Regions from separate parts of the Homo sapiens genome. Here region 2 is linked to region 1. A link is a loop called in an ENCODE intact Hi-C map of the cell type or tissue named here. Cell type or tissue: natural killer cell. All regions are shown on one strand. Links, peaks and the distances in the headings refer to the core of each region. The heading gives the core; the rest is flanking DNA.

Evidence for each region. Peaks named below come from ENCODE experiments on the same cell type or tissue, not always from the same donor. Only the 100,000 strongest peaks of a DNase experiment are listed, where the experiment ranks them.
Region 2: a loop joins it to region 1, with 2.0 times the contacts of the local background. A loop is called at or near these places in 7 of 110 quality-filtered maps.

The regions. Positions count from the first base shown.
Region 1 is chr1:148,428,042-148,443,370 of GRCh38, reverse strand. LINC01138 (long intergenic non-protein coding RNA 1138) reads left to right here. Exons shown (of 3, transcript NR_104014.2): 2 at 8,017-8,225; 3 at 9,728-10,412. LOC124904400 (a long non-coding RNA gene) reads left to right here and starts at 12,199. Exons shown (of 2, transcript XR_007066563.1): 1 at 12,199-12,332; 2 at 14,459-14,697. It overlaps LOC105371224 (a long non-coding RNA gene), which reads left to right. Exons shown (of 2, transcript XR_001737711.2): 2 at 1-2,934. It also overlaps the pseudogene PDE4DIPP6 and the pseudogene LOC647481. In natural killer cell, for the core only: no CTCF peak of the experiment used is centred there; no DNase peak of the experiment used is centred there.
Region 2 is chr1:148,382,196-148,397,524 of GRCh38, reverse strand. MIR6077 (microRNA 6077) reads right to left here and starts at 9,243; the gene lies at 9,162-9,243. It also overlaps the pseudogene RNU1-155P and the pseudogene RNVU1-2. RefSeq lists an enhancer at 9,101-9,940. In natural killer cell, for the core only: no CTCF peak of the experiment used is centred there; DNase peaks (open chromatin) are centred at 8,594 and 10,114; H3K4me3 peaks cover 1,080 bases; H3K27ac peaks cover 1,538 bases.

The DNA.
Region 1 (15,329 bases), core at 3,608-11,607:
CCTGAATTGGGAATACAAAGATGAAGGATGAGAGTGACTTCTGCCTTCATTATGTTATGTGTTCATATTTTCTTTTTAAAATTCTCATTATAATATGAGTAATTGTGCAGGGATTTAATATTGCTGGTCTCAGCAATAGTTGATCTTTGATTAACATCTCACTGACACATATTTTCACTGTGTATATTTATTTTTCCTTTCTAAATTTAGAACTACTCTTTATCTTCTACTGTAAGAGATATACAACATACTTTTGTTTTTTTCTATGTTGTAATCAGTGCAGTTTTTTTAACCAAGAATAAACACAAGTTCTAATAGCAAACAGAAATAAACTCCCTACACATTACCTTCTCCATTAAAATATGTTTTATGCCACATGCAGAATTTTAATATTATATAGTTATTTGTGAAAGTATAACTAAATAGAAATTTTAAGAAAGAATGCCTCTAATATTCATATCTTAGCACTAAAGAAGCATATATTATTCTGCAGATTGAATTAAAATGTTAGTTACCAAGATATGAACTTAGACATTTTCAGTAAGCATTTATAGGCTATTCTAGTAGAAAACTGTACACAATTTCCCATGAGGCTGGTGAAGGTTTCTTAGCTTAAGCGACTTTTTAGCTGGTTCTTGGATTTTATTAAATAATATTTGAATGAACAGTTTTGACTAACAGCCTGAAAATATTAATCTTTCCTCTCAGTCTGAGCAAGCGAAAGTAGATAAATTCATATTGTATGTCTGATTCTCTTTGGGTTTGAAAAGAAATAAAGACTCTACTTCTAAATTAGCATAGAAAAAAGGAGAATTTCTCTTGATTTATTTCTCAGTTTGGGTTTGTGCTTTTGAAAAAGGAAAATAATGATCCTGAAATCAGTAGGCTTTGTCTTTGCCAAAAAATGTGGACATGTTGATCTTAGGGGGGCTGATTATATAAAACAGTAGAAATGTAGTCTTAGATGAAAATCTGTAAAGATGTAAGAATGCTGAACTAACATGAAAATCAGGGGCTGAGAAAATGCTGGATTGAGAATAATGTGATAATGAAGGTTTTATATATATTCATATATATAAAATGTATTCATATATTCTCTTCAACATACATAATGTCATAAAAAGGATAAAACGCCTAAGTCTAGTCTTGGCAGAGCACCAGCTTAAATCACATGAGCCTATCAGAGAACTTATGACAATATTTAGGGCTAAACTGATGTTACTGGTGAACCAGTATCTGGAATGATTTCCATAACTCACTTAACTTGCACATTTATAATGTGGACTTTAAAAAATAATTATCAGGATGGCTACTCTGAAGCCAGGAGCTTAGGAAGTGTCACAGATGGTATATATTTGTATTCCTGCCTCATGTCCCTTTCCCTGAAGTGGCGTGTGGAGTATGAGGGATTACGGTGTATTTGTAGGTGGTGTCCCTGAAAGGCTATCAGGGGACTTCTGGTTCTGCTTCAGTTCTGTTTTGTGAAGACGGTCAAGTGATTTAAGGTCTCTTGCTTCAGCCATCCCACTTAGAAAGCAGTTGCTTTATAGTCCTTTGGGTATATACCCAGTAATGGGATGGCTGGCTCAAATGGTATTTCTAGTTCTAGATCCCCGAGGAATCGCCACACTGACTTCCACAATGGTTGAACTAGTTTACAGTCCCACCAACAGTGTAAAAGTGTTCCTATTTCTCCACATCCTCTCCAGAACCTGTTGTTTCCTGACTTATTAATGATTGCCATTCCAACCGGTGTGAGATGGTATCTCATTGTGGTTTTGATTTGCATTTCTCTGATGGCCAGTGATGATGAGCATTTTTTCATGTGTTTTTTGGCTGCATAAATGTCTTCTTTTGAGAAGTATATACCCAAAGGACTATAAATCATGCTGCTGTAAAGACACATGCACACGTATGTTTATTGCGGCACTATTCACAATAAGCAAAGACTTGGAACCAACCCAAATGTCCAACAATGATAGACTGGATTAAGAAAATGTGGCACATATACCCCGTGGAATACTATGCAGCCATAAAAAATGATGAGTTCATGTCCTTTGTAGGGACGTGGATGAAATTGGAAATCATCATTCTCAGTAAACTATCGCAGGAACAAAAAACCAAACACCACATATTCTCACTCATAGGTGGGAATTGAACAATGAGATCACATGGACACAGGAAGGGGAACATCACACTCTGGGGACTGTTGTGGGGTGGGGGGAGGGGGGAGGCAGAGCATTGGGAGATATACCTAATGCTAGATGACGAGTTAGTGGGTGCAACGCACCAGCATGGCACATGTATACATATGTAACTAACCTGCACAATGTGCACATGTACCCTAAAACTTAAAGTATAATAATAAAAGAAAAAAAAGAAAAAAAAAAAAGAAAGCAATTGCTTGAGACTACTTCACTGTAAGCTCCTTTTTTTTTTTAAATAAATGCAGATTTTATGATATTCCTGATCATTCTCTTTGCACTTAGTTTTAAAATGTTATTTGCAGTTGATTAGAGAGTGGTGATAAGTAAGCCAGGATTTCTGGAATGCCAGGGCACTGTCCCCATGCATGGAAAACTGCACAAGAGCTTGTGTGTCTTGACATTCCCACATGTCAGGATGCCTTCATTTGCTAATGACAGAATACCCAACTCAGACTGGATTAAATAAAAGGGGATTTTCTTGCTTATTTAACTCTAGATTCAGTGGTAAATGGGTTTCTGGGTTGATTGGTTTGGGGCCTAACAATGTCTTCAAGGACTTGGTTTCTTTTCAACAGTCAGCTTTTGCCTTCCTGTGAGCTAGCATTGTTTCCCATGGGATTGCAAGGCAGCTGCATACAACTCCTGCAGTTCTTCCTTTTCCATATCCAGAGAGGGGACGTCCTTTCAGACGCTGATTATTTTAGGTGTAAATTCCATGTCCCATCCCTAGAGTCAGGGGTAAACTTAGCGATTCCCAAATGAACTATCCTGAAGAAGATACGATGTAGTATTGAATAGCAGGAACATTTTTTATTTTATTTTTATAGAGATAGGGTCTCTTTCTGTAGCCCAAGCTGGAGTACTGTCTTAGTCTGTTTTTATGCTGCTGATAACGACATACCCATGACTGGGCAATTTACAAAAGAAATAGGTTTAATTGGACTTACAGTTCCATGTGGCTGGGGAAGCCTCATAACCATGGCAGAAGGCAGGGAGGAGCAAGTCACGTCTTACATGGATGGCAGCAGGCAAAGAGAGCTTGTGCAGCAAAACTCCCCTCTTGAGACTTACTGTCACAAGAACAGCATGGGAAAGACCTGCCCGCATGATTCAATTACTTCCCACTGGGTCCCTCCCCCAACACATGGAAATTCAAGATGAGATTTGGGTAGGGACACAGCCAAACCATTCTGCCCTGGGCCCCTCCCAAATCTCATGTCCTCACATTTCAAAACCAATCATGTCTTCCCAACAGTCCCCCAAAGTCGTAACTCATTTCAGCATTAACTCAAAAGTCCAGTCCAAAGTCTCATTCAAGACATGGAAAGTCCCTTCCACCTGTGAGCCTTTAAAATCAAAAGCAAGTTAGTTACTTCCTAGATGCATTGCAGGTACAGGCGTTGAATAAATACAGTCATTCCAAATGGGAGACATTGGCCAAAACAAAGGGGCTATAGGCCCCCTGTAAGTCCAAAATCCAGCAGGACAGTTAAATCTGAAAGCTCCAAAATGATCTCCTTTGACTCCATGTCTCACATCCAGGTTACACTGATGCAAGAGGTGGGTTCCCATGGTCTTGGGCAGCTCCACCCCTGTGACTTTGCAGGGTGTAGCCCCCCTCCTGGCTGCTTTCACAGGCTGCTGTTTAGTGTCTGCAGCTTTTCCAGGCACATGGTGCAAGCTGTCAGTGGATCTACCATTCTGGGGTCTGGAGGACAGTGGCCCACTTCTCACAACTCCACTAGGTGGTGCCCCAGTAAGGACTCTGTGTGGGGGCTCTGACCCCACATTTCCCTTCCGCACTGCCCTAGCAGAGGTTCTCCATGAGGGCCCTGCCCCCTACAGCATACTTTTGCCTGGGCATCCAGGCATTTCCATACATCCTCTAAAATCTAGACAGAGGTTTCCAAACCTCAGTTCTTGACTTCTGTGCCCCTGCAGGCTCAACACTAGATGGAAGCTGTCAAGGCTTGGAGCTTCCACCCTCTCAAGCAACAGCCCAAGCTATACCTTGGGTCCTTTTAGTCAGGGCTGGAGTGGCTGGGACGCAGGGCATGGAGTCCCTAGGCTGCACACAGCATGGAGACCCTGGGCCTGGACCATGAAACCATTTTCTCCTAGGCTTCTGCGCCTGTGATGGGAGGGGCTGCTGTGAAGACCTTTGACATGCCCTGGAGACATTTTCCCCATTGTCTTGGGGATTAACATGCGGCTTCTAGTTACTTATGCAAATTTCTGCAGCCAGCTTGAATTTCTCCTCAGAAAATGGGTTTTTCTTTTCTATCACATTGTCAGGCAGCAAATTTTCTGAACTTTTATGCTCTGCTTCCCTTATAAAACTGAATGCCTTTAACAGTACCCAAGTCACATCTCGAATGCTTTGCTGCTTAGAAATTTCTTCCACCAGATACCCTAAATCATCTCTCTGAAGTTTAAAGTTCCACAAATCTTTAGGGCAGGGGCAAAATGCTGCCAGTCTCTTTGCTAAAACGTAACAAGAGTCACCTTCGCTCCAGTCCCCGACAAGTTTCTCATCTCCATCTAAGACCACCTTAGCCTCAACTTTATTGTCCATATTGCTATCAGGTTTTTGGTCAAAGCCATTCAACCAGTCTCTAGGAAGTCCCAAACTTTCCCACATTTTTCTGTCTTCTTCTGAGCCCTCCAAACCGTTCCAGCCTCTGCCTGTTACCCAGTTTCAAAGTCGCTTCCACATTTTTGGGTATCTTTTCAGCAGCCCCAACTCTACTGGTACCAATTTACTGTAGTAGTCTGTTTTCACACTGCTGATAAAGACCACCCCAGACTCGGCAATTTACAAAAGACAGAGGTTTAATTGAACTCCTGGCTAGGGAAGACTCACAGTCATGGCGGAAGGCAAGGAGGAGCAAGTCACGTCTTACGTAGGTGGCAGTAGGCAAAGAGGCTTGTGCAGGAAAACTCCCCCATATAATAACTATCAGATCTCTTGAGAGTTACTCACTGTCACGAAAGCAGCACCGGAAAGAACTGCCCCCATGATTCAATTACCTTCCACAGGGTCCCTCCCACAGCACATGGACATTCAAGATGAGATTTGGATAGGGACACAGCCAAACCGTATCAAGTACAATCTTGCCTCATTGTAGCCTCCACCTCCTGGGCTCAAATGATCATCCCACCTCAACCTCCCAAGTAGCTGGGACTACAGGTGTGTGCCGCTACACTGGCTATGTTTTAATTTATGTAGACATGATGTCTTCCTGTGTTGCCCAGGCTTGTCTGGAAGTCCTAGGATTAAGGGATCCTCCTGCCTTGGCTTCCCAAAGCTCTGGATTACAGGTGTGAGCCACTGTACTTGGCTAGCAGGAAAATTTCTAAGAAATAGATATTGGTGCAATAACCACAAAGCCAACCAGAGAGAGTTTTTCCATTTCCATTTTATAACTCATTTTTTTCCTTGACCTTGGAAAACTAGGGAACAGTTGGACTTAAGTAAGTAAATGTACTTTACTGTATAAGAATACTTCACTCTGACACACAGCATCTGCAACACACAAGTCAGCTCAGACTTCAGTAACTGCTATTAGTATTTCTATCATGAACCTCACAGATCCCTGGTGACCAGGCATTGCATAAGAAGAAACTTCACAAGAGATAGAGATTCACGGGAAATATACCAGAATATGTCATAAAGAATAATCTCTTTCCAATGCATATGGTGGGGATAATGATATGTAAATATTTTAATTTTTTTGACAATATTTTACAATTAATTTAGAACTTATATAGTATTATTGATGTAGGTTTCAAACTCACAATTATGACTTAAAGTATATACTAATATGATAGAAATTCAAAGTCAGATAATTCTCATCTTTATATAGGAAGTAATTATGAAAGTTCTCAATTAACATTAATATAAGACCTAGAAAGTAAGTCTAGCTTGACTGTTGAAGTATAATAGTATTTAAATCCTTTACTGAAAGAAAATCCGCCACTTACCTATGATGAGTGGTTATATACATTTTGTACCTTTTATTATATAGCCTTGTCAGTTTAGAAAATTAAGAACATTATGATGTTTTATTGGTTGAGTGGTAGCCCAAGCTACTCAAACAAGAAAATGATGGTTTGAGTGCACTTGATTTTGGACAGATAGTATCACTGAGAACTGCTTCCTTGTTTGTGCCAGAAAATGGGCTGACGTTTGAGAAGATGTTTAAATATGAATGATTTTTTTTTGATAAGTTATTTAGCGCAATTTTCCTACAAACTTTCCAGTTTAATTCGGAACTGAACAGTGGAATTCCAAAGCACAGCTCGAGAGGAACCCAATCTGCTTCTGTTGTGGCACCAGAGGTTTGCTTTGTTGCTGAATCTGTAGTTGCTTCCTCAATGACCATTTCAAATGACTCTGTACTCCCATTTACATCTGAGCCAGAAGCCAAATCAGGTTTTCCTCTCTCATCAGAAGCATCACTGAGTTTTCTATTTGCAAGTTGGATGGAAACATTCAACATGGTGACATATCCGCAGAGATGTTGTAAGTCCACTGTTCCTTAGTATCTGCAATGCTTTATGAACACCCATATTGACACGAGTGAACTCTCCTTGTAGTTCTGTTTCATCAAATGGAAATGGGACATGGACAGTTTCTCCTATCCCATGCAGACCATGCTCCTGAATTAAAACTGCAGAATGTGTTAAAGCATCATTCAACATCGTGAGCACATTTGAGGTAGGAACTACTCCAGGATCATGACCCCAAGATGTTATTAGCAATCGATCATAACTCTGAAATATATCTGGCAGTTTTTGAGGTCTTGTACCTTTGGACAATAAAAGGGATGGTGGTCCTTGTCCAGTGATATGATAAATGTACCGTTTAAACCAGACAGAGCTGATTTCTGGGATAGCTGGTCCAATATGCTGAAGGGTGCAGCTGCTGATGGGCCGGATTTCATTGGTGAGGGGAGCCATGGAAACAAGCAGCGTGTAGTTTTTGTTTAAAACTCTGCTGAAAGTTCCAGGGTCCAGACCAAGAAGGCTTTCACAGTATAAGAGATCCAGAGGAAAACCATAATTGGGTTGGTCTGGCTGTGCAGTTTGCACAACTAGATCTTTGTTATGATGCAGAAACAGTATTGTGTTTCTCAGAGTAAATGCATGATCAAAATACCTCTGTGCTTCTCCTTCACCAGTGCTCTGAACTGGTGAAAGATATCCCATCATTAAGAAGGCAGTAAGACTGGAGTCAAACAGGAATGCGATGCGTTTCGTGTGTCCTGTAGACAGACTCAGGCTGCTTACACTGGCTGAGTCAGCTGGATCTTCTTGACTATTTGTATCAGTATCAGTTGCCGATGAAGCTGATTTCTCAGGCACATTTCTCAGGCAAAGTGCGTATCTTGATGTCATCTTATGTGATATATCCAGCCTGCACCACCCACTACGCCTCTATGGCAATTTCCACTGGCTTTATTGGTAGAAGATCATGGGCTGTTTTCCTTCTGAAGAATTTTTTTGATGATCTACACTGATTCATAAGATCAATATACTGGTTTCTTCCTATGCCGAGAAGCCTTAGACAGTCAGCAGCAGTAAAATTGGGCAATGAGTCATAACTTTTCTCACTGTTCATAATATTCTCCATAATCCCAGTATAATATGAAAATGGTGTTATGCTCAAGCCCTTCACCATAATATCCGATAGATGGTAAGGGTACAGCATGAGATGATCTTGGCTGTACTTTAGCACTTCCTCACAGTATCTGCATTCATCTTTCTTGACATGTTTAAGTTATTTCTGTATCGTAACTGATTGCAGATACTGTACAGGACAACCTGCTTTTCATATTCTCTGTGAATTTCAAAGACGACTGGGATTTTCTTCCTCCTCTACCACCCTGAACAGCAAGACCAATACATCCTGTATTTCCTCCTCTTCAGCCTACTTGTGAAGACAAGGATGAAGACCTCCATGATGAGCCATCTCCACTTAATGACTGTCTCACATTGGCCGGCAACTTGTTCCAGGTATAGTTGTGCCGGATGTGGAACTCCACATCTATGTTCATGATGCGGCGGCCAGGGCCGGCGGCGGGGGCCACGACCGCGACCCACACTAGGCCTCCCGCCTGCCCGCCCGCAGCCCGTCAGCGGAGCGCTGCGGGAGGCCCGGCGCCTCGCAATGCGGGAGGCCCGGCGCCTCGCAATGCAGAAGGCCCAGGCTGCCTCTTGGCCTGGGCTCCCTACAGTTGAGTGTGGCCCAGGCCAACCGAACACTAGAGCAGCAGCGATGGAAGGCTGGGTCGCCTGAGCAGCTCGGAAGGCCCTTTTTAACTTTAGACGTTCTGTTTGATGAAGAGATACATAGGTTATCAACTTAGGCCAGGTTCAAAAGGCCCTTCAATCATATGGAAGTGAAACGTAACCTCCTCCCACAAGGAAAAGGATTGACTCGCCCATTCAACCAGGATACTTAGTCTTACTAAAAACTTAGAAAGAAGAATCCCCCAAGAATCAATTACAACCAAAATGGAAAGGGCCCCTATCAGGCATTATTAAGCACCCCCACTGCTGTTAAACTTCAAAGTTAATTTTGTTTTTTTTTTTTTTAGATGAAATCTTGCTCTGTCACCCAGGCTGGAGTGCAATGGCTCGATCTCGGCTCACTGCAACCTCCACCTTCTGGGTTCAAGCAATTCTCCTGCCTCAGCCTCCTGAGTAGCTGGGATTACAGGCACGTGCCACCATGCTTGACTAATTTTTTTTTTTTTTTTTTTTTTGTATTTTTAGTAGCGACGAGGTTTCACCATGTTGGCCAGGCTGGTCTTGAACTCCTGACCTTGTGAAATGCCTGCCTCAGCCTCCCAAAGTGCTGGGATTACAGGCATGAGCCACTATGCCCAGGCTCAAAGATCCTTTTTTTTTTTTTTTCAGATGGAGTCTCACTGTGTCCCCAGGCTGGAGTGCAGTGGCGCGATCTCAACTCACTGCAAGCTCTGCCTCCCGGGTTCACGCCATTCTCCTGCCTCAGGCTCCCGAGTAGCTGGGACTACAGGCGCCCGCCACCACTCCCGGCTAATTTTTTTTGTATTTTCAGTAGAGACGGGATATCACCATGTTAGCCAGGATGGTCTCGATCTCCTGACCTCGTGATCCGCCCTCCTCAGTCTCCCAAAGTATTAGGATTACAGGCGTGAGCCACCGCCCCCGGCCCTCAAAGATTGTTATGAGTCCTCACAGATGTCAGAGGACGATGCTGTGACCTATATTTGCAAACGCCCGGAAGACTTAAAGCTATTGTTTTGCAAATGCACAGATAACAATAATAACATGATGCTGTGGATGAGCATGAAAGTTTTTCTCTTACTCCTAATTATAATGTTTTCCCTCTTACTGCTTTGCCCTGCTGATGGAATTCAGTAAAGGAATCTCTACCAGCAGACACTTGGTTTTTACCCTTCCTAGGACCTTTAATAGATATCTTTTTATTACTAATCTTTGCTCTTTGCTTGTTTAACCTCCTTGTAAAGTTTGTGTCTTCCAGATTACAATAATTCCATGTAAAGATGATGCTGGCACAAGGCTTTCAACCCATCCCCTCTTCTGACCCAGAAGATAAAGACATCCTACCTTTGAGCCTTTTAGAACAGGTATCCAGGGATTTTACCTCTCCAGTGCTAGGCAGGGTCTATGCCCATAACATCAGCAGGAAGCAGTTACAGAAGATGAACCTCCGCCCTTCTGCAAGCCCCTTAAGATTAAGGAGGAGTATATAATCTCTGATGGGGAAATGAGGTAGGAGACCAGAAGGACTTATTTTCCATTCCCAACCCCATTGAACAGAGCAGGATCTGGTCAAAACAGGGTGCAGTGGAGAAGCCTGCTGAAACCAGCAGATGATGATGAAAGTGACCTCTAGTTGCCCTCACTGCTTATGAGCATAAAGACACTACCACTGGGACCATGGCCAGTTTACAAATGTCATGGCAACACACCTTGGCAATGGCCTGGAAGTTACTTTATATGGTTCTGGAAACTCCCTGCCCCTTTCCCAGAAAGTTCTGAATAACCTACCTCTTAATTGGCATGCAATTAAAAGTGGCTCTAAATACAACTAGCTAGTAGCCCACAGGCACAAACTCTGGGCACACTGCCTATAGGTTAGCCCTGCTCTGCAAGAAGTAGCACCAGTTCAATAAAAGTTGCTTTCTCTCACCAGCGGCTTATCCTTGAATTCTTTTCTTGGCAAAGCCAAGGAGACTACAGTCTGGGAGAAATTTCCCACGCTACAAACCAGTTTTGGGGCTTGCCTGCCCTGTGTCACTATCATTATTTCCTTGGATTTCACAGGAGTGTACATGTGTGAGACTGCTGCCCTGCTTATAGATCTGTTTCCCTGCAGGAAACAGGAGTATCTTGCCTGTGGCTTCCAGAGTTGGAGATACATGTAGTTTCACTACTGAGTGCTAACATTTAATTTTGGAATCAAGTGATGCAATCAGACTGGTTGCTATCATTCTGTGGTATACATGTAGTGAACACATTTGTGACTGAGTTTCCTGCTTTTAGCTGGAGCAAGAAAGTTTTATAATTGTGATTTGTACAAAAAAAATGATAGGCAAGAGAATGTGTGTAAAATAAACTTTATTGTCAGAGGTTTCTAAACGCTCATCCTTCAAGGAAAACGGACATATGCTGAAGAGCTGATAAACAGTCTACAGCAGTGTTTTTCTAACTTAATCTTGATTACAAGTCCTTGCCATTTTCCTCCAGCTGCTGTTGACTCCAGTTATATATAGGTTGGGGGAAAGGGGATTATCTATGGATGTAGGCATCACTGTCTCTTGGGCAGTTATCACATTTGCAGGCTGAAGGGATGTGATTTTTATAATCAAACTATCCATTTGGAATACAAATCTGGAGTGGCTGTAAAATTTGCTTCTCGGAGATGGAGCTTTCAAATTTGGACTTTCAATTGTTCTGTTGTTTTAGTTGTTCTCGTCAACTGGGGAACTGTTTGTGACTAAGCTTTGTTAAAAGTAGAGAAGAGCTTTTCATAGTTCCAACATCAGTTGTTACCTGAAACAAACAAAAACACACACACATATACAATGAAACAATAATCTTTGGTGAGGTCTTGCTGATACCTAACTGAGGCTGGAGTGAGAGCTAAGTGGTGATACAGGCCAGGTGCAAACTGAGTGCAGCTAAGTGGATAATCTCTGGTAGTGAACTACAGTCTAGAAGAAGATAGTAATAATAGATAGAAAAGAAAGTCTCCTGAAATGAACTAGCTGGCCTGTGGTGTAGGACACAGGACCCCAGCCACCTTATGATTCTAAAAGCCTTGCTCAAAGCCGCTGCAGATGAGTTAGCTAGGTCTCTACCACCTCCTCAGCATCAACTGACTTTCCATAATACTCCTCTGCAGAGAAATAAAGGTCTTTCACGCCTCCCAGGAAGGGATTTGCTTAGCCTCAAATGTGCACATTCAGAAATAGCTGTCATAAGAAAGAGAGGATAGTTTGCAGAGAAATAACCCTCCTAAGTCCACATCCTATTCCTTTTAAATAAGAGAGTGGTGCCAAGGGAAGGGCCCTAGAATGTCAAAGCCAACAGGGTGCTCAGATACCACCCAAGTACAGTTCCATCTTTGGCCATAAGGAGACAATGGTGTCAAGAGGCTAAGGCCATATGATCTGTAGGTGAAAAACCTGGGATGAGAATCAAGGCCTCAAACTTTTTCCACTACATCACAGATTTAGGAGCAGTTAGAGGGAAGGCTTCAATCTGGAGAACACTAACAGGCTCTAGAGATTATTGGGTCATGGTGGCTGGGACAGAAATAAGGATTCACAGAAAGATGTTTGTTGTCAATGTTCTTTTACAGTAAATGTTCTTTTGAGATTTTGCTTGATAAAAAGGTTGAGCAGAAGTGAAAAAAATTTTTTTCTTTTTTTCTTTCTTTTTCTTTTCTTTTTGCTTTTTTTTTTTGAAACAGTTTCGCTCTTGTTGCCCAGGCTGGAGTGCAATGGTGCAATCTTGGCTCACCACAACCTCCACCCCCAGGGTTCAAGCAATTCTGCCTCAGCCTCCCAAGTAGCTGTGATTACAGGCAGGCACCACCACACCCAGGTAATTTTTTTTTTTTTTGTATTTTTAGTAGAGATGGGGTTCCTCCATGTTGGTCAGGCTGATCTCAAACTCCCAACCTCAGGTGATCCTCCCAAAGTGCTGGGATTACAGGCTCAAGCCACCAAGCCTGGCCAAAAAAAATTTTTAATTGCAATTCTGAACAAGTTATGGGTTGTGAAATCAATATAGTGGACTGCTTGCTACTACAGGCTTTATTTAAATACTAGGAAGGTTGGATTACACATAATGAAAGATTTTTTAAAAACTGATCACAAAGAATTGTATATTTCTCACTGCATCTTGTGGTCAGATAAGTTTGAGAAACTGCTCTACATAGGCAAATTATAGGTTCAATCTATCCATCTACCTCTTTTTCTCTTCTCTTTTTTCCATGCTATGCAAACAAAACCATGGCGAGAGGAAGGAAAATTCCATCAATGGGTGGTGTTAAGCCTTTTCTATGAGGTAGCGGTACATTTGGGACACTTCTATGTTGGCGACTTGACATTCTAATAGATAGATGGTCCTTTTCATCTCTAGCCACATGTGAAAATTACTTGGGAGCTTTTTAAGACTACTAGTGGCTTCCACCCACCTGGAAGCATTTAAATCAGAATCTCTAGGTGTAGAGTCCAGGCACTTGTGTTAAAACCTCACCAGGCTTTATAATATGACAGAATGGTTTAAAGCTACTGAGTAGACCCACCCTATTTCCCACCATTCTCTTTGTTTCTCTTTCACCATAGGCTTCTTTCCCATGAGAAAGTAAAGATTTTAGTCTCTCTTTCCACAGTCTGAAGTAAATCACTATCTTTCTCAACTGGACTTCCAAGGCAAAGATTTCTTTCCATTTATCTATCTGGAGTTTTACAAAGTTGGCCTCTGGATTCCCTTTTCCCAAAGCTAATTCACCACAAAGGCACCCCTCAAGTCAAGGAGCTGGACTTTCATACACCTGCACCTGTCAATCATGGGTAAATAATTTGCAGGCAAGGTTGCTGGGTGCTGTGGGATTGACATAAACTCCCAGGTATTGCCAGCTCTGAGCCTCAGGCAAGCTTGTGACTAAATGACTCCAGTAGTCTGAGGACAGTCCTTACTCAGAAGGGTCTTTGGAAGCAAAAGCAGACATAGGCATGAGAGGGTAAAAAAAAAAAAAAAAAAAAAAAAAAAAAATCCCATGTGATCTTGGCTTATACCTAACAGAACTTGTGCAAGAATGGATATTAAGGTGGGTATTGTACACAGCAGAGCTTAGTAAATACCAAGTCTGGAGTTTGAGGGATAGGCTGAAGAGATTTTGCAGGTTTGTAAACATTTTTGCCAATTTGAACATACTTTTGTTTGCGTTTGGTTTTTCTCCTCAGTGGTAAGAGCTAGGCACAATAAGGTAGCTAGGATATTATATTTTCAATCAATAGATTTGTATTTTGCCAAGGACCAAGATGAACTATGACGATTTCAATTTTTTCATTCTTTATTTTCATCAGCTTGAAAATTAGGACTTTTGCTCCTTTTTTGGCTTATGGCACCTTTTTTGTTTTCACAATTTCTCAAAGACCAGTAAGTTAGAATCTAAATTATGATTGCTTATTCTATCAGTACCCTAGGGGAAAGTTGATTTAATCTTGACAAAATGTATTCAACTAAAACAATTGTTTTCTTTCTTCTTTCTTTCTTTCTTCTTTTTTTCTTGAGAGGGAGTCTTGCTCTGTCACCCAGGCTAGAGTGCAGTGGAGCAATCTTGGGTCACTGCAACCTCCGCCTCCCAGGTTGAAATGATTCTCCTGCCTCAGCCTCCTGAGTAGCTGGGACTACAGGTGCATGTCACCACGCCTAGCTAATTTTTGTATTTTTAGTAGAGATGGGGTTTCACCATGTTGTTCTCTTAAATCTTTTCACCTTTTAAGTTTGTCCTTCTCTTCTCCAATTTGCAATAGTGGAGTGTGGCTTCCACCGAAAAACTATATTTCTCAGAGCTACTTATTCCTGGAGCCTGGCAGTCTGGGGGCCTGGAGGGGGTGCGTCTAGAAAGCAGCCCTGTGTAAGTTGAGAATAACTATGACAATTGTGGGTTATAAGGTTTTGAGCAGCTCTGGCTTCCCCGTCCTCTTTTGTTTCTACAGTGGAGTGTGACAAGAGAAGGGACCCGTCTGAGAGTGACTTCATATTGTGGATTTTCACCGCTTACCTCTAGAAACTTGATTCAGGCAAGTCGGGGGAGTCTCCGGTGTTCTCTGAGAACTCTGTTTTCATTATACAGCTGGACGATGGAATCTATGATGTGCCTGTAGAGTTTAGAGGTGCATGCTGTTCCAGGAAATAATTACAATTTAGGCAAATTATACACGTTTGCTTAAGAGAATGCTTTCTGCATATTTCATGTTCTTCCTCTCTATCTTAGCCTAGGGAGAAAACCATGGGGACTCAGGGCTGGAACTTTAGTGCGACGGGGCAGAAGCTTAATTTTCACATGATTCTTAACAAATTCCAGCACATCACATGTATTATCATGTCCAATGGCTGCAATATGAAGGAGGCTTTTCCAAAATAGTTACTGCTTTGGTATGGGAAGGGACCTGGTTATGGTTCTTCCGGCCCAGCACAATGTTATGAAATGATGGCCTCTGTGTGAGAACAATCTAAGAGGAGGGGGGTTGGAGAGAACCACCTTGGGGTGGTAGAATGAAGAGTAACCGAGACATAAGGGAAGCTGATGAGTATGGCAGCAGAGGAGACTCTCATTCTGCTACATGAGGTGCTCAGAAACCTGGGTTCTACTGAATGCCAATCACATAAGAAGCAGAGAGACAGCAGGCAGTGTACAGCAGCAGATAGAAGACAGAAGACAGCCTAGGAATCACAAGAATGATTTTAGAGGTAGATACCTCTAAGTTGGAGGCAAATCTTTAAGCCTATTTATTTACCTATAAATAGGAATGATAGTAGCTGCCCTACCTCTCTAGCTGGGACATTTGTAATGAATAAGTGAAGTAA
Region 2 (15,329 bases), core at 4,548-12,547, 47 kb after region 1:
TAATCCAATTTCCATGCTAAATAGCACTCCCATCAGTGCATGACAGTTGACAATCACTGTGACAATGAACGAAAGAGACCAAGAAAGGACAGAAATGAGGTGACTCCTTGATTCTAGGAAAATCTCCATCCCTTCCTAAGAAAAGCATGAATATTCCTCACCTTGCTCATTCCCTTCATTAAAGATCCTCTATATTTGTAACTTCCTGGTTCTCAGTAGCCGAGAAGGTGATTTGCAAGCTATACTACTTCTCCAATTCCATGCTATGCTCCTACTTCTCCAATGCCATTGAATAGAGCCTGCACTGCTTGACACTCACTCTTGGTTTCATACATTGGCTTTGCAATAATAAACAGGAAAGAGTCCCTTTTTGGGCTGAGACCCCTCAGTAACATCTGCAGCCCCTCTAAATAGCCATCTCAAATTATACCAAAGGAGTGTATTTTGGGGTGGCATATTTTGGGCTTCCCACATGGCTAAGCCAACATATAGCATTCTTGCTGAACGCAGGGTGATCAGACATCACCTAGCAGATGGTGAAGGATGAGGAGCCCTATTAGATATTATGAGTGATCAGCTATTGAAGATGGGGAATTCTGGCTAAATTGACTGAGAAGGATTCTTGCTGAGATTGAACAATGCAGAGAGGAACACAGAAGCTCAATAGTTGAGGCCTAGTGAGAAGAGGACTCAGAAGAGCCTGATTAGAGTTTGGCCAAGGAGATGTCAACCTGAAATAAATGAAAGGTTCAGAATTCAGTGTTAAAATGTTTATTCATTCTGCTTGTGGGAACTAATGGTAAAAATTAAAAAAGAGTTTATTCAAACAAAAATCTGGGAATAGCCAATCAGGGCACACAGACTCCAGAGAAATGGGGTCAGTGCTGCAAAGTCAAAAGTGAAGTTCTTGCTTACATAGAAAGAAAAAAAAATTAATAGGATCACAACATTTTCTATATAAGGCTGCTTTAAGAGTTACAACAAATTAATTAGTTGCAGAATTTTTTGTTTTTTTGTGTTTTTTTTTTTTTTTGTTGTTGTTGTTCTGAGATGGAGTCTCACTCTGTTGCTAAGGCTGGAGTGCAATGGCATGATCTTGGCTCACTGCAACCTCTGCCTCTTGGTTTCAAGTGATTCTCCTGTCTCAGCCTCCTGAATATCTGGGATTACAGGTGCCCACCACCATGCCCAGGTAATTTTTTGTATTTTTACTAGAGATGGGATTTTACCATGTGAACCAGGCTGGTCTCAAACTCCTGACCTCAAGTGATCCACCCACCTCAGCCTCCCAAAGTGCTGGGATTACAGGCATGAGCCCCACTGTGCCCAACCTTTTTCTCTTTCCATACTACTTGTTTTCTTTCTTTATAGCTGGCTCACATTTCCTTTCCAATTTAAAGGAGTGTATTTAACATTGCATCTTAAGACAATGCAATAGCCATGAAGTCTTTATGAGAGCAAGGTAAGAAGGAAGTTAATCTATAATGAAAGTCAGCAGTGAAGAGGGAAGCAATCTTCCCTGGCACCCTTCAATAATTTATATGACATGTTAGAAAACAATGCGTGTGGCTGGGTGCAGTGGCTCATGCCTGTAATCCCAGCACTTTGGGAGGCTGAGGCAGGTGGATCATGAGGTCAGGAGATGGAGACCATCCTGGCTAACATGGTGAAACCCCGTCTCTACTAAAATACAAAAAATTACCTGGGCATGGTGGTGTGCGCCTATAGTCCCAGCTACTCGGGAGGCTGAGGCAAGAGAATGGCATGAACCCAGGAGGCTAAGGTTGCAGTGAGCCGAGATCATGCCACTGCACTCCAGCCTGGCCCACAGAGCAAGACTCCATCTCAAAAAAAAAAAAAAAAAATGTATGTAAGGAAGAAGGCCAATCTATAATCAGAGAAACAAAGGTTAAAACTGCCTAGTTTACAGGTGCCTCTCATGTGACTTAGGCTCCATACCCACATTTTCTTTTTTCTTTTTTTTTTTTTTTTTGAGACAGAGTTTTACTCTTGTTGCCCAGGCTGGAGTGCAATGGTGCGATCTCAGCTCACTGCAACTTCTGCCTCCCAGGTTCAAGTGATTCTCCTGCCTCAGCCTCCCGAGTAGCTGGGATTACAGGCATGCGCCACCACACCCGGTTAATTTTGTATTTTTAGTAGGGATGGGCTTTCTCCATGTTAGTCAGGCTGGTCTCAAACTCCTGATCTCACGTGATCTGCCTGCCTTGGGCCTCCCAAAGTACTGGGATTACAGGTGTGAGCCATGGTGCCTGGCCCATACTCAGATTTTTTAAAGGCTCAAAGTAATTTGGAATTCCAACAACTTACATTTTAAATTACTTATTTTCACAGAAAGAATCTTTGTCAGTTGTCACTCACTTATTTCTCCAAAGACTATAGTCCTGTCCAGTGATCCTCTCCAAGACAATAGCTCTCTCTAGTAACTATAGTTTTCCTTTCCCATTTCAATTTCCACTCCAATTGACTGAATTGTGAACACCAACTCCCACACTTAAATGTTGAAGCCCTAACCCCCAGTGTGATGGTTTATGCAGCTGGGGCCTCTGAGAGGTAATCAGGTTTAAAAGAGGTTATGAGAGTGGGGTCCTTATGCTGAGATTAATGCCATTATAAGAAGAGACACTAGAAAGCTTGCTCATCCGCCTTCCCCATGGTGCACAAAGAAATGGTCACATGGGCACACAGTGAAACTACAGCCACTTACAGGCTGTAGGAAGAGATCTTAGAAAGAAATCCGCTTTGCTAGCACCTTTATCTTGGACTTCCCAACTTCTAGAAGTGTGAGAAACACATTTCTATAGTTTAGGCCACTTGGTATATGGTATTTTGTTATGGCAACCTGAACAGACTTATACAACAATTCAGTCCTAGAGGCAATACAACTTCTCTGATGATTCCAGATTCTGAGTGCCTCTCAGTCCTTTCTTGCGTTATTTTGATCCTGTCCATATATTTATAAATATTCTCTTCATAAAACTCTCTGTAGGCCGGGTGCAGTGGCGCATGCCTGCAATCCCAGCACTTTGGGAGGCCGAGGCAGGCAGATCATGAGGTCAAGAGATCGAGACCATCCTGGCCAACACAGTGAAACCCCGTCTCTACTAAAAATACAAAAAATTAGCCAGGTGTGGTGGCGGGCGCCTGTAGTCCCAGCTACTCCGGAGGCTGAGGCAGGAGAATGGCGTGAACCCAGGAGTCGGAGCTTGCAGTGAGCCGAGATCATGCCACTGCACTCCAGCCTGGGGGACAGAGCGAGACTCCATCTCAAAAAAAAAAAAAACTCTCTTTAAATCACACATTCGAGTGTGCCCTTTGTTTCTCATCAAAGCCAAGACTGATTTGAGATGATTTCTTAAGGTCAGGTTAATGTCTTAATCCAGTTGTGCTGCTATAACAAAATACCACAGAGTGAGTAACTTATAAACAACAAAAATTTATTGCTCACAGTTATGGAGGATGGTCAGTCTAAGATCAAGTTGCCAGCAGGTTCAGTGTCTAGTGAAGGCCCATTCCTCTGTCACCCAGGCTGAAGTGCAGTGTTGCAAGCTTGGGTCACTGCAACCTTCACCTCCCAGGCTCAAGTAATCCTCCCACCTCAGCCTCCTGGGTAGCTGGGACTACAGGCACCCGCCACCACGTCGGGCTAATTTTTTGTATTTTTAGTAGAGATGGGGTTTTACCGTGTTAGCCAGGATGGTCTCGATTTCCTGATCTCGTGATCCGCCCGCCTCGGCCTCGCAAAGTGCTGGGATTACAGGCGTGAGCCACCGCACCCGGCCAAAAAAGCCTAATTCTTACCAGATGGTACCGTGCAGTTCCAGACTGTTGGTGTCCCAAAGAAGTGTACATGACACACACAAAGCAGCAAAGCAAAGCAAAAGTTTATTAAGCACAGTAACACTCTCGGAGTGGGGAGAGTGGGCTGACCTCTGGGAGATGAGATCAGTATTAGTTTGGTGTACATTGGGTCTTTTGATGTGTGGTTTTTTTTCTTCACAAGGATGCCTAATCTTTTTTTTTTTTTTTTGAGACAGAGTCTTGCTCTGTCACCCAGGCTGGAGTGCAGTGGCACAATCCTGGCTCACCGCAAGCTCTGCCTACCGGGTTCAAACCATTCTCCTGCGTCAGCCTCCCCAGCAGCTGGGACTACAGGCGCCCGCCACCACGCCCGGCTAATTTTTTTGTATTTTTAGTAGAGACGGGGTTTCACCGTGTTAGCCAGGGTGGTCTCGATCTCCTGACCTCATGATCTGCCCACCTCAGCCTTGCAAAGTGCTGGGATTACAGGCCTGAGCCACCGTGCCAGGCCAAGAATGCCTAATCTTTAGCCAGGGTTTGCCATTTGATTGATAGGTGGGTTGCTTAGTTACTTTGGCCCTTGTGTGCTTGAATGTTGCCTCTATCCCATAATTTTAAGTACATGCATGATATGCAGTCCATATGCATGAGCTTTAATGAGCTGATTATCATATGAAGTCATGTTAAGGATACTTTTTCTCTCTAATGCACATGCCTATCTCTGAAGAGCTGCCCCTTTATTGGTTTGGATCTTGCTGGCCATGGGGTCCTTGCTTGCTTGTTTTATTTTTTTTTTTTAAGACAGGGTCTTGCTCTGTTGCCCAGTCTTGAGTGCAGTGGCATGATCTTGGCTCACTGCAACCTCTGCCTCCTGGGTTCAAGCAATTCTCCTGTCTCAGCCTCCTGAGTAGCTGGGAGCACAGGAGTGCACCACCATGCCCAGCTATTTTTTTCTTTTTGTATTTTTAGTAGAGAAGGGGTTTCACTATGTTGGTCAGGCTGGTCTCGAACTCCTGACCTCAGGCGATCCACCTGCCTTGGCCTCCCAAACTGCTGGCATTACAGATGTGAGCAGCTGCACCTGGCCTTGCTTGCTTTTTTTAATCTTACTTTTTGTTTTGGTTGCTTAGTTTATGCCTTTTATCTTGCTTCTTGCTCTCCCACCCCATCACCTTACTTCTGTTTCTGCTTTTACTCATTCTGCCTTTTATCCAACTTCCAACTCCCTCTGCTGTTCTCCTGCCTCATAACCGCGGTTAGTGAGGGAGGGGTTTTAAGGGGGCATGTCCAGCCTTCTATCCTGCCACAGCCAGAAACAGCTTTCAAGGTTTCTCTGCGGTCCTGTCAGCCAAGAGGGAGTCTGTTCAGTTGGCTGTAGGGCCTAGGGCTTATTTTTATTTCTCAATCCTGACAAGGGAAGGCTAGATTAATGCAGATTCTCTGTAGGTGTAAATTTCCCCTATAAAAGACAGTTTTGCAGAGTTACTTCTGTTGCTGGCTCTCTGACGGCCATCTTAAAATATGCCAAAGAAATATATTCTGGGGTAAAATATTTTGATTTTTTCATCTATCTAGCTTCATCATGCTGACAGCCTCCAGTTGAAGCATACCTGAAGCCTTTCTTTGTAAAAAGCTTTCCCACTTCTCTGACTGCCTTCAAGTCTCTGCCAAAACACAAGTAACAGTGGCTGACTCCCTGCTATAGCAAGCTCAGAATAAATAGCCTTTACTTTTTTTCATTTGGTTGGTCTTCGTTTATTTGCAGAAACTTCAATGTAGAGTTGACAAGGACTCCATCTTTGACCAAACCTTAGTCAGTTTCCTCTGAGCCCTTTTCTCTATTAGTTCTTGGCCTGCCAAGTCCAGTTTTAGAAAAGAATACTGTTGAGCCTAGTTTAGCAAGAGTCCTCCCAACCACCTTTGATAGTTAATCAAGTTCCTCTTAGTAATTTTCCATCCACTGACTTTCTTACCTTGCCGATTGGCTATAAATCTTCAACCCTTCTTGCTGTATTTGGAGTTGAGCTCGGTTCTCTGCTGGTCTCTCTTGCCTACTGTAGTACATACAATAAAATCCGCCTCATGCTTTTAACAAGTGTCAGGGTAGTCCCTCTGAAACTACTTTTGCAAAATTATGACAATCAGAGAAATCTGACATGGCTGACTCCATTTTGGTTCTAGCCTCACAGGCTAGCTGTCTTTGCTCATTCCTGCACAATTTCTCCCAAGCTATTTTTGGGAAAAATTGAGTTTATAGTTCAAATCAGGGGTCCCAAACCCCCAGGGCCACAAGACAGGTATTGGTCCATGGCCTGTTAGGAACCCAGCCAAACGGCAGGAGGTGAGCTGCAGGCTTTCGAGCATTACCACCTGAGCTCTGCCTCTTGTCAGATCAGCATCAGCATTAGATGCTCATATTAGCTTGAACCCTATTGGGAACTATGCGTGTGAGGGATCCAGATTGTGCACTCCTTATGAGACTCTAACTAATGCCTGATGACCTGAAGTGGAACGGTTTCATCCGGAAACTATCCACCACCCCCTTCCATGGAAAAACTGTCTTCCATGAAGCCAGTCCCTGGTGCCAAAAACACTGGGGACAGCCAAAAAGTTTGGTTAAAATGATAACCTTCCCCAAAGCTAAATTACCCCTGTAAAACTAATGAAAGGCCACCAAGTTAGGAGGATGAAAGGGACCTGAATTCTACTAAGATGTATGCCTCATTAAATAATCACCAGCCATTATTCCAGAGGTCACAAGATTTGCAGCTTCCCCAGTTACTGCTGTGAAGAACATCACTATTGTAGAACCTAAGATTGGCCTCTTGAGATGTCTTTTCAGGCTTTTGCATTTCTGACTACTGGATGGCACCATTTGGCCCGAAAATCAATCAGTCCCTTAGCTCCCACCCAGAAGCTGACTCAATGCAGGAGGGCCATTTTCCACACCCCTGTGATTTCATCCCCAACAATCAGCACCGCCCAAGCCCTAGCCCCCTCCCCACCAAACTGTCTTTGAAAAAACCCTTACCTCCAAGCCTTCAGTGAGATTGATTTGAGTAATAACTCTGTCCCCTACATGTCATGGCTAGCCTGTGTCAGTTAAACTCTTTACTGCAATGCCATGGTCTCCGTGAATTGATTTTGTGTGTACAGTGGGCAGGAAGAACCCATCAGGTGGTTACATCTGCAGGATGGTGCCAGTTCTTTCCACAAAGGCTGGTCAGATACCCAGAAAGTATTTCTCCACTACTACCTGGACAATGTGTCTCCCAGTCAGTCTACAGGGAATGGGGTCTGGATCAAGTATTTCACATTCAGCAGTTACTACGCTGTCACCTAATCCCTCATTTTCAATATTTTGCCATGTCTTCCAGTGGCCTAACTGGCCACCATGCCACAGAATCTTTACTTTGTGGTCTCCAAAGAAGAATTCTCCATTTGATGTTTTGTGATTTGAGCAATGGAATAGAATCTGATACTGGTGGGCTGGGGGAGGTCCCCGGACACTGGTAGGATCTCGACCCCAGCTGTGGTGTCCAGGCTCTTGACACCATCTCAAGAATGAGGTCAAGGATGAGTTAGCAAATAGTGAAAGAAGAGATTTATTGCAAAGCAGAAAGTACACACTCAAGAAAGGGGAGTTTGGGCATACCTGAGAGAGAACAATGGGTTCTGGGGTTTCATCTCAATGGGTTTCTTTAACCAAGGAGTGGAATATTGATGAAAATTCCTGGGTAAAGGTGGAGATTTCTCAGAACTGTGGTGCCATCCATTTTTACATCAAATATTGGTCTCAGAACTGTCATGGCACTGGTGGGTGTGTGATTTAGTATGTTAATAAGCGTATAATGAGGGCCTAGGTAAAACCTACGTCAAATCCAGCACCACATTGGGTCCAGTCAGTCTTAGCCAGCTTGGTCCACACCCTGGTTTTTCAGCATCTTATCAGCCCATAGCCTCAAGTCATGTAAATCTGCTGCCTAGAATTTGTTATCCTGTGACCACCCTGTATTATTCCTGTCTCAAATCTACTTGTAAATATTCAAATGGTCTTTGACTTGGGAATTCCAACTTTGCTTACTTCACAGTGTTTCCTGCATTATAATCCCATATAAGAAAAGATGATCCAGACATTTGTTAAGCATCACAAATAAGATGTATCCCAGGTATTTTTGTCAAATTTGGATTATTTTGGTTTTGTCTTTGCAGAATATAAAAAACTAACACGAGGTAAGCAATAAGGTCTGGAGATGGCTGTGCAAAAGATGACAAAGTGCAACACCACATTTGAGAGTGTCCAATCATTTCTTCTGTGGCAGCATATTTTTCCACAATACTGAATTTGGAAAAAAATAAAAATAAAAATAAAAAAAACTACAAGATTCATTAAACTTGACAACTGTTTTTATAACATTACCAGTGATAAAATCAGTAAGGAAGGCTGGTTTGCAGTCATCTGAGAAGCCTCTTTACTTTCATAAATATGGTTTCTCTGTGACATTGAACGGCTTCCAATTTCAAGCGGAATGCTACATTACAAGGATAAGTATGTGAAGAAAACCGGTTTCTTTTGTAGTCCTAAACGTTCTAGTCTGCGAAATAAAAGTCATTATGTGAAGAAGAGTACCCAGGCTCCATCTGGCCACCGAAAGTTTGCTTCACAAGATAGGCTAAGGACCAGCTTCTTTGGGCGAAAACAGATGCCGGGGCGGGAGGGAAAAAGGGAGAGGCAGACGTCACTTCCTCTTGCTGGTTCAGGCAGCGGGTTGGTCGGCTGACTGGCAGAAAGGCAGATGGGGCCTGGGAAAGGCACTGTCGGTGACATCACGGATAGGGCGACTTCTATGTAGATGAGGCAGCGCAGGAGCTGCTGCTTCCCCACCTGCTGCTTCGCCTCGAAGGAGTTCCCGAGCCTTGGGAGCGGGCTCAGGACCGCTGGTCCGGCCGGAGAGTCCCAGCTGTGTGTCAGGGCTAGGAGGGCTGGGGGGTGCGCGGGGCAAGCGACCGTGCGTGTAAAGGGTGAGGCGTACGGGGCGGAGGTGCAGGAGCTCATATTTACTTGGCAGGGGAGATAACATGATCACGAAGGTGGTTTTCCCAGGGCGAGGCTTATCCATTGCACTCCAGATGTGTTGACCCCTGCGATTTCCCCAAATGTGGGAAACTCGATTGCATAATTTGTGGTAGTGGTACTGCGTTCGCGCTTTCCCCTGATTTTTTGTAGTTTCAAGAATACGCTGTACTCTAAGGGCTACTTTTTTCTTTCATTGATTTGTGTCTTGGACGTGTTATTCTTACAGTGGAAGGCTGGGAAATAGGAATTAAGATGTCGCTTCTCCCACTGAGGAGAAATAGGGAGCGTCAGCCTTAACACAAACAAACTAGCGCGAAGGCCGTACAGCTCTTCCCTTTCTACGCAGGGCTGCTTTTTGCAGAGATTGGTCCATGGTCTCCAGTGTCTTGGGTTCTCACGCTCTGTGAAAATCTTCGTGGTTTTCTCTAGCCCCCAGAGTCACCTTTTACACAGCCCCTGCTTCTAACCGCAGCCCCCTCAGGAGTTTGTAGGATTTCTGTGCTAGCGGGGAATGTGTTCTCACCTCATAGAGCCAGGTACAAACTACGCAGACAGGCGCTGTTCTTTGGGATGAAAGCAGGGCCTTTGGGGCTCTTAGTGTCCCCGTTCATTTGCAGACATAACACGCTTACTTTGTGTAGGGGAATGGCTTTCCCGGAGCCCAGGTGCCCTAATGCAATTCGTGGAGGCCCGCAGGTCAGAACCGCAGTCTTACTTGTCTTGGCTGAAATGCGCTGCGATCCTCCCTGAAATATAAGGCAGGAAGTTTTATGAGCAGCGGGGTCCAGTTTCCCTATTATCTCCTGCTGTTTACATATCTAGTCTTTCTTCAGACTTTATTTAAATGACAACTTCTTGTTTGATGTCTCGCTTCCATATCCTACATCCATTGCCAGGCAACTTTTTAGATAGCACCCCGACCCATCCTTCCCACCCCCAAGCAGCCCTTTCCTACTTCTGGCGCCAGTGTCCTTCCCGGTCCGTCTTTCTTCAGGCCCTCCCTTATCACCTTCATGGACAGAAAATACTTAGCTCTCTTTCAACCTGCAGTTTGCACCTGACACGCGTCAGTACCCTGGCAAATTCCTTAATACCCCTTCTCAAATGGCACTGTAAATTCATCTCTTTTTAACTCCCAGAAGTATCTAATTGGTCTTGTCCCTGCATTGCATGAATACTAGTATTCCACTACAAAAGAAAACCCCAGGCCTAGAGATGGCGGTTCTGGGCATTGTGCCAGCATTTCCCAGGGTATGTTTTCTGACCTCACCTACTTCTGATCAACTGAGGTCAGGAGTTCGAGACCAGCCTGACCAACATGACGAAACTCCGTCTCTACTAAAAATACAAAAAAAAAAAAAAAAAAAAAAAAAGCAAAAAAAGCAAAAAAAGCTGGATGTGGTGGTGTGTGTCTGTAATCCTAACTACTGGGGAGGCTGAGGCAGGAAAATCGCTTGAACCCAGGAGGCAGAGGTTGCAGTGAGCTGAGATCATGCCATTGCACCTCAGCCTGAGCGACAGAGCGAGACTCTGTCTCAAAACAAAACAAAACAAAACAACAAAAAAAAACTAGGCCATCTGAGACATATTATTGGAGACAGTAGAATCCTGCATCCAACAGGCACTTGGTGCAGATCTGAACCCACTGAATTATTGGCTCATGTTCCGTCTGTTTTATTAAGTATCATGAGCAGAAATTGAGCTCTTTGGCTTTTACACACTAAGTATGGCTATAGGACAGGTCTCTCTCTCTCTCTCTCTCTCATTATTGTGTCATTATTTTTTGCCATCAGTGTGGGCTTTTGGTTTTGATGTTATGAAGTGAATTTGTATGGACAATTTCTGTTGGGTGGTGTTGACAAGGATCCAATCCCTGTTTGGTAATACATGACAGCTAATCTGCTCTGTGAGACTTTTTTTATTGTCTATTTATTGTCCTGAGAATAATGGTATTTCCTGATATTTGAGACTGCAGCAATGATAAGTTGTTCATATCTTGTCTTTCCAATGTTTGGTAAAAATTTTATGGGCCCAATAGTTGTCAATATCTGCAAGAGTGGCATCCCTGTTACAAGAGTGATCTTACTACTCAATGTCCCCCCTCCCATCAAACTTCGTTCCATAGGAAGTCTTGGCTTTAACAAATTTACTATATCTAAAAGACATCTTAGTACAGGAAGAAAACCAAATCTGTAGCATGTAAGGAGCAGTTTTCTTTGATTGGTATATTCAGGTTTCTAACCAGCTGAAAAATTCAAATACATGTCCTTTAAGGATTAAGTTTAAACCACACTACAGAAAGGAGAGAAAAGATTTATATGATCACATATAAGCAATGGAATCAGCAATATGAGCACTTTTCACAACTATACAAATCTAATTTAATAATCTCCAGAACATTAAGAAAGGTATTGTCGGTGACATCATCGATAGGGCATTTCTATGTAGATGAGGTAGCACAGGGCTGCTTCTTCACCATGGAGGATTTCCCGTGCTGTAGGAGCAAGTCCAGGACTGCTGGGTGGACGTGAGAGTCCCAGCTGTGTGTTAGGGCTAGGAGGGCTCAGGGTGGTTGGGGATTGGTGGGGGTGGTTCTCAGAGCAAGTGACCATGCGTGTAAAGGTGAGGCGTATGGAGCTGTGGTGGGGCAGAGGTATGTGGACTGCCACTTACCTGGTAGGGGAAATCCTATGGTCACCAATAGTGGTTCATCCTAAGGTTGAGGCTCATCCATTGCACTCCAGATGTGCTGTTCTCTGTTATCTCCCCTAATGTGTGAAGCTCAGCTGCATAACTGAGCTTCACAGTACTTGACTGACTCCAAGGCCAGCAATAGATAGAGCCCTAGCAGATCCTTGATAACACTGTCTGAAAAGCCAGAGCCCTGAGGAATTAGTTCCAGAGACTCTCTCAACACAGTCTGCCCCTAGCAAGGATAAGAGGAAAAAACAACAAATCCCTTTACTACCTTCTCTTTTCCCCTTACCATTTCTTATTATTCAAGTTTTAAGTTCCTGATTTCCTGTCAGTGCAGCTGCAAGGTCACCAGCTATGCTTGCATTGCAAGACCGGTCACAGTTTGATTAGCTGCCTTTGTTCTGCTTCTGTAAGCCCTCTTGCCTGCACCGTGAGTTTTGCACCTTCAAATTCCCACTGCACCATTCAAACTAGCCAACCCCCTTTCAGAAGTGTGTGTAAAAGCCAAGCCTTGTCTTTGTTCAGGGCTCAGCCTTTGGATTTTAATATGCTGGGCCTGAGTACACTCAATAAAGTCCTCCTGTTCCACCCATTGGTCTCTCTGTTCTCCTGATTCCCACAACAGTAGTAGGGGACTGTGTTCGCACTTTCCCCTGGTCCTTCATGGTATGAATAATAGACAGCCTTTTTTTCTTCACCTATAGTCACAGGCTCAGTCTCAGTGATTGTATGGTGTGGTCAGCTGTTTTTGTTTTTGTGAGACCTTGTTTTCTTTTTTATTATCCTGGGACAGATGTCTGTAGTCACTTGTTTCCTCGGGAGGCAAATTTCAGTCTCTGTGGGGGAGGTCTCTCACATTAGCTGTGGTGGTACTTGGCAGGTGGAGCTCAGGGATCTAGGCTTCCCTGCTTTGTAGATTGCTCAATGGTCCCCAAGGCCCACTGGCTTTTAACACCACTTGAAAACCTTAGTATTTTTCTGTTGACCTCTTACACAGCCTCTTTTTGTTTGTTTGTTTGTTTTTTTCCCTGAGACAGGGTCTCACTGTATCTGGTGGCATTTTGACTCAAGCAATCCTCCCACCTCAGCCCTTGGAGTAGCACAGGCACAAGCCACCACAGCCGGCTAATTTCTGTGCTTGTTTTGTTGTTTTTTTGTGTTGTTTTTTTAAGAGTTGAAGTTTTGCCATGTTGCCCAGGTTGGTCTCCAACTCCTAGACTCAAGTTTAGAAACTGCTAGGATTACAGGTGTGATCCATCACACCTAGCCAGCCCCTGCTTTTCACTATAGCATTCATGGGAGTTTGTAGGATTTCTGTGCTGGGGGGAATGTGTACTCAGTCCATAGAGTCGAGCAGAAATTGTACTTGGAACTGGTGCCGATGGGTTGTAGACATAACATCCTTGCTCTTTGTATGGGAAAGGCTTTGCCGGTACCCTGGTGCCCCTGCGCCAGGGCATCAAGTCCTGCAGGTCAGAACAGCAGTCTCACCTATGTGTTCATGTAATACGCAGCAATTCTCCCTGGAATATAAGATGGGAGGTCTTGTAAGGTTCTTACAAGTAAGACGACTAATTTCCCTGAAGCTTGTTTTGACAAAATTCAAAATTAATAATAACAGCCCAACCTCTTGGATGACAAATGTCCTTTACATTTACAGACTGGAACTGCCCTGCTTGCCTCAGCTCCTCCATGCAGGTGTAGCCCTCGATTCCCTCCACACAGGTCATTTCCTCCCTGCTTTCTCCAAAAGAGGGAGACAGTGGTTCTGCAGGACCGCAGTGCTCAAGGCCTTCCAGGGCAAAACATGTCAGAACGAGTTGCCCTGTCCTGCCTGTGCCTCACCACTGACCTAGAAATAGCCTTTGCTAGGAGCAAAGTAGGGGGAAATGGTCGCTGGAGCTGGGGCCTGGGTACTTGGCCAGGTTGCCCTGCAGGAGGGGAAGTACTCAGGGTTAGAGGGGGCCAAGCACCAAGACCTCAGCATCCTCAACCTCCAAAAGGACTCAGAGAGATGCAGAAACCAAGACAGGGTTCCTCTTTCAAGGAAGGAGACTTTTGAGGAAGACCCCAGGGCTCTGAACCAAAATTCAGATTTTTGCCCATCTGCAGCTTAATTCCACCTTATCTGGTGCAGCTTCATCCTTCCCCTATGCTCAGGACAAAAAAACAGTTCTTCTATAGGCTTGTCATTCTCTGATCCTATACATCCTATTGGTCAGAAAATTGTTTTTTCTTTGGTTAACTTCAGACTTTGGTCTGCACAATCTTTTTCTTTCTTGATCTGAAAACCACCCAACAGTCCCACATGTAGCTTTTTTGGATAAACCTAGAAATGGACCCTTCTGGTCTTAAAGCTTGAAACTTAATATTTGTTTTATCTGAGTTCCTTCCTCAGGAAATGACTTTCAGGACTGTCAAAAAAGCTATCAAAGAACTGAAATTCATCCAGACAGTGAGATGCTGGGACCCCTCGTTCATCATGATTGCTTCCTTGCTGCTCCCTAGTTCCTGTTTTCTTACACATTGTTCATTTCTTTCCTGCCATCTAAACCTCTGGTTTTGGCTGGTCAGGGAGATAGATTTGAGACTTGAGTTCTCATCTCCCCCACTGCAGCACCCTATTAAAGTGCCTTCCTTGGCAATAATCATCTTGGTGATTGGCTTTCTGTGCGGCAACCAGCAGGAATCCCAGATCTCAGAATTTTGGCAAAGGAGTCTCCTGATAAAGGTGGGATGGATTCTACTGACCAACATCAAAACAATCAGACATTTGAAAGCTGTAATCTCAGGGTCGGGGGTTGGGTTGCCATTGAGACTTTTCCTTCGGCCTACCCATTAAAATCAGCCTAGCCAGGCCTGTCTTCAAGGTATAGGGGTACAGTGAGGTCCCCCGATGCTTCCTGATGCTTCTCTTGCTGGGTCAGCAGCCACCCTCCCCTTCCCTGTGACCTGCAGAAAAGCTTCAGGGGGCGTTTATTCAATTTGCTCAGATCCCACGAGGCACAGGTACATGGTGACGCTGTGGTTCTACTGCACCCACTGCCCTCCTTGGTCCTCTCACTGTCTCTGGCAGGCAATAACATTCTGGGTGAGCTTGGGTGCTGAAGACACCCAGGCAGGGAGGGTAGGGAAGGGCACCAGCCCCTTAGGTCCTGTGCAGTAGGGATCCAAAAAAGACCTTGAAGAAACAGAAAGGGAGTATTGGGAGTAGATCAAAGGGAAAGAAAGAAATCCTAGGAGATTTCCTGTCTGAAGGCACCATGAAGAGAAAGTCGGCCTCCTCTGGGCTGCGTCCTCCCGTCACAGGGGAACCGAGTTCTGGTCTCCATTGGAAACCAAGGCAGTTAACTTTGCCCTGACTCCTAGTGAGGAAGCCACACTTTGTCCTCCCCTGTTTAGCGCTTGATCCTGTAGCACTTGATTGTCTCCCCGGGCTTTCTATAGATTCCAGGGATGCAACTGAGAAGTTTGTTTTTAATGCACTTTTACTTGAAGTAAGAGTATTTTAGGCCAGGTATGGTGGCTCACGCCTGTAATCCCAACACTTTGGGAGGCTGAGGTGGGCACACTACTTGAGGTACAGAGTTTGAGACCAGCCTGGCCAACATGATGTAATTCCATCTCTACTAAAAATACAAAAATTAGCTGGGTGTGTTGGCACAGGCCTGCAGTCCCAGCTACTCATGAGGCTGAGGCAGGAGAATCCTGTGAACGTGGGAAGTGGAAGTTGCAG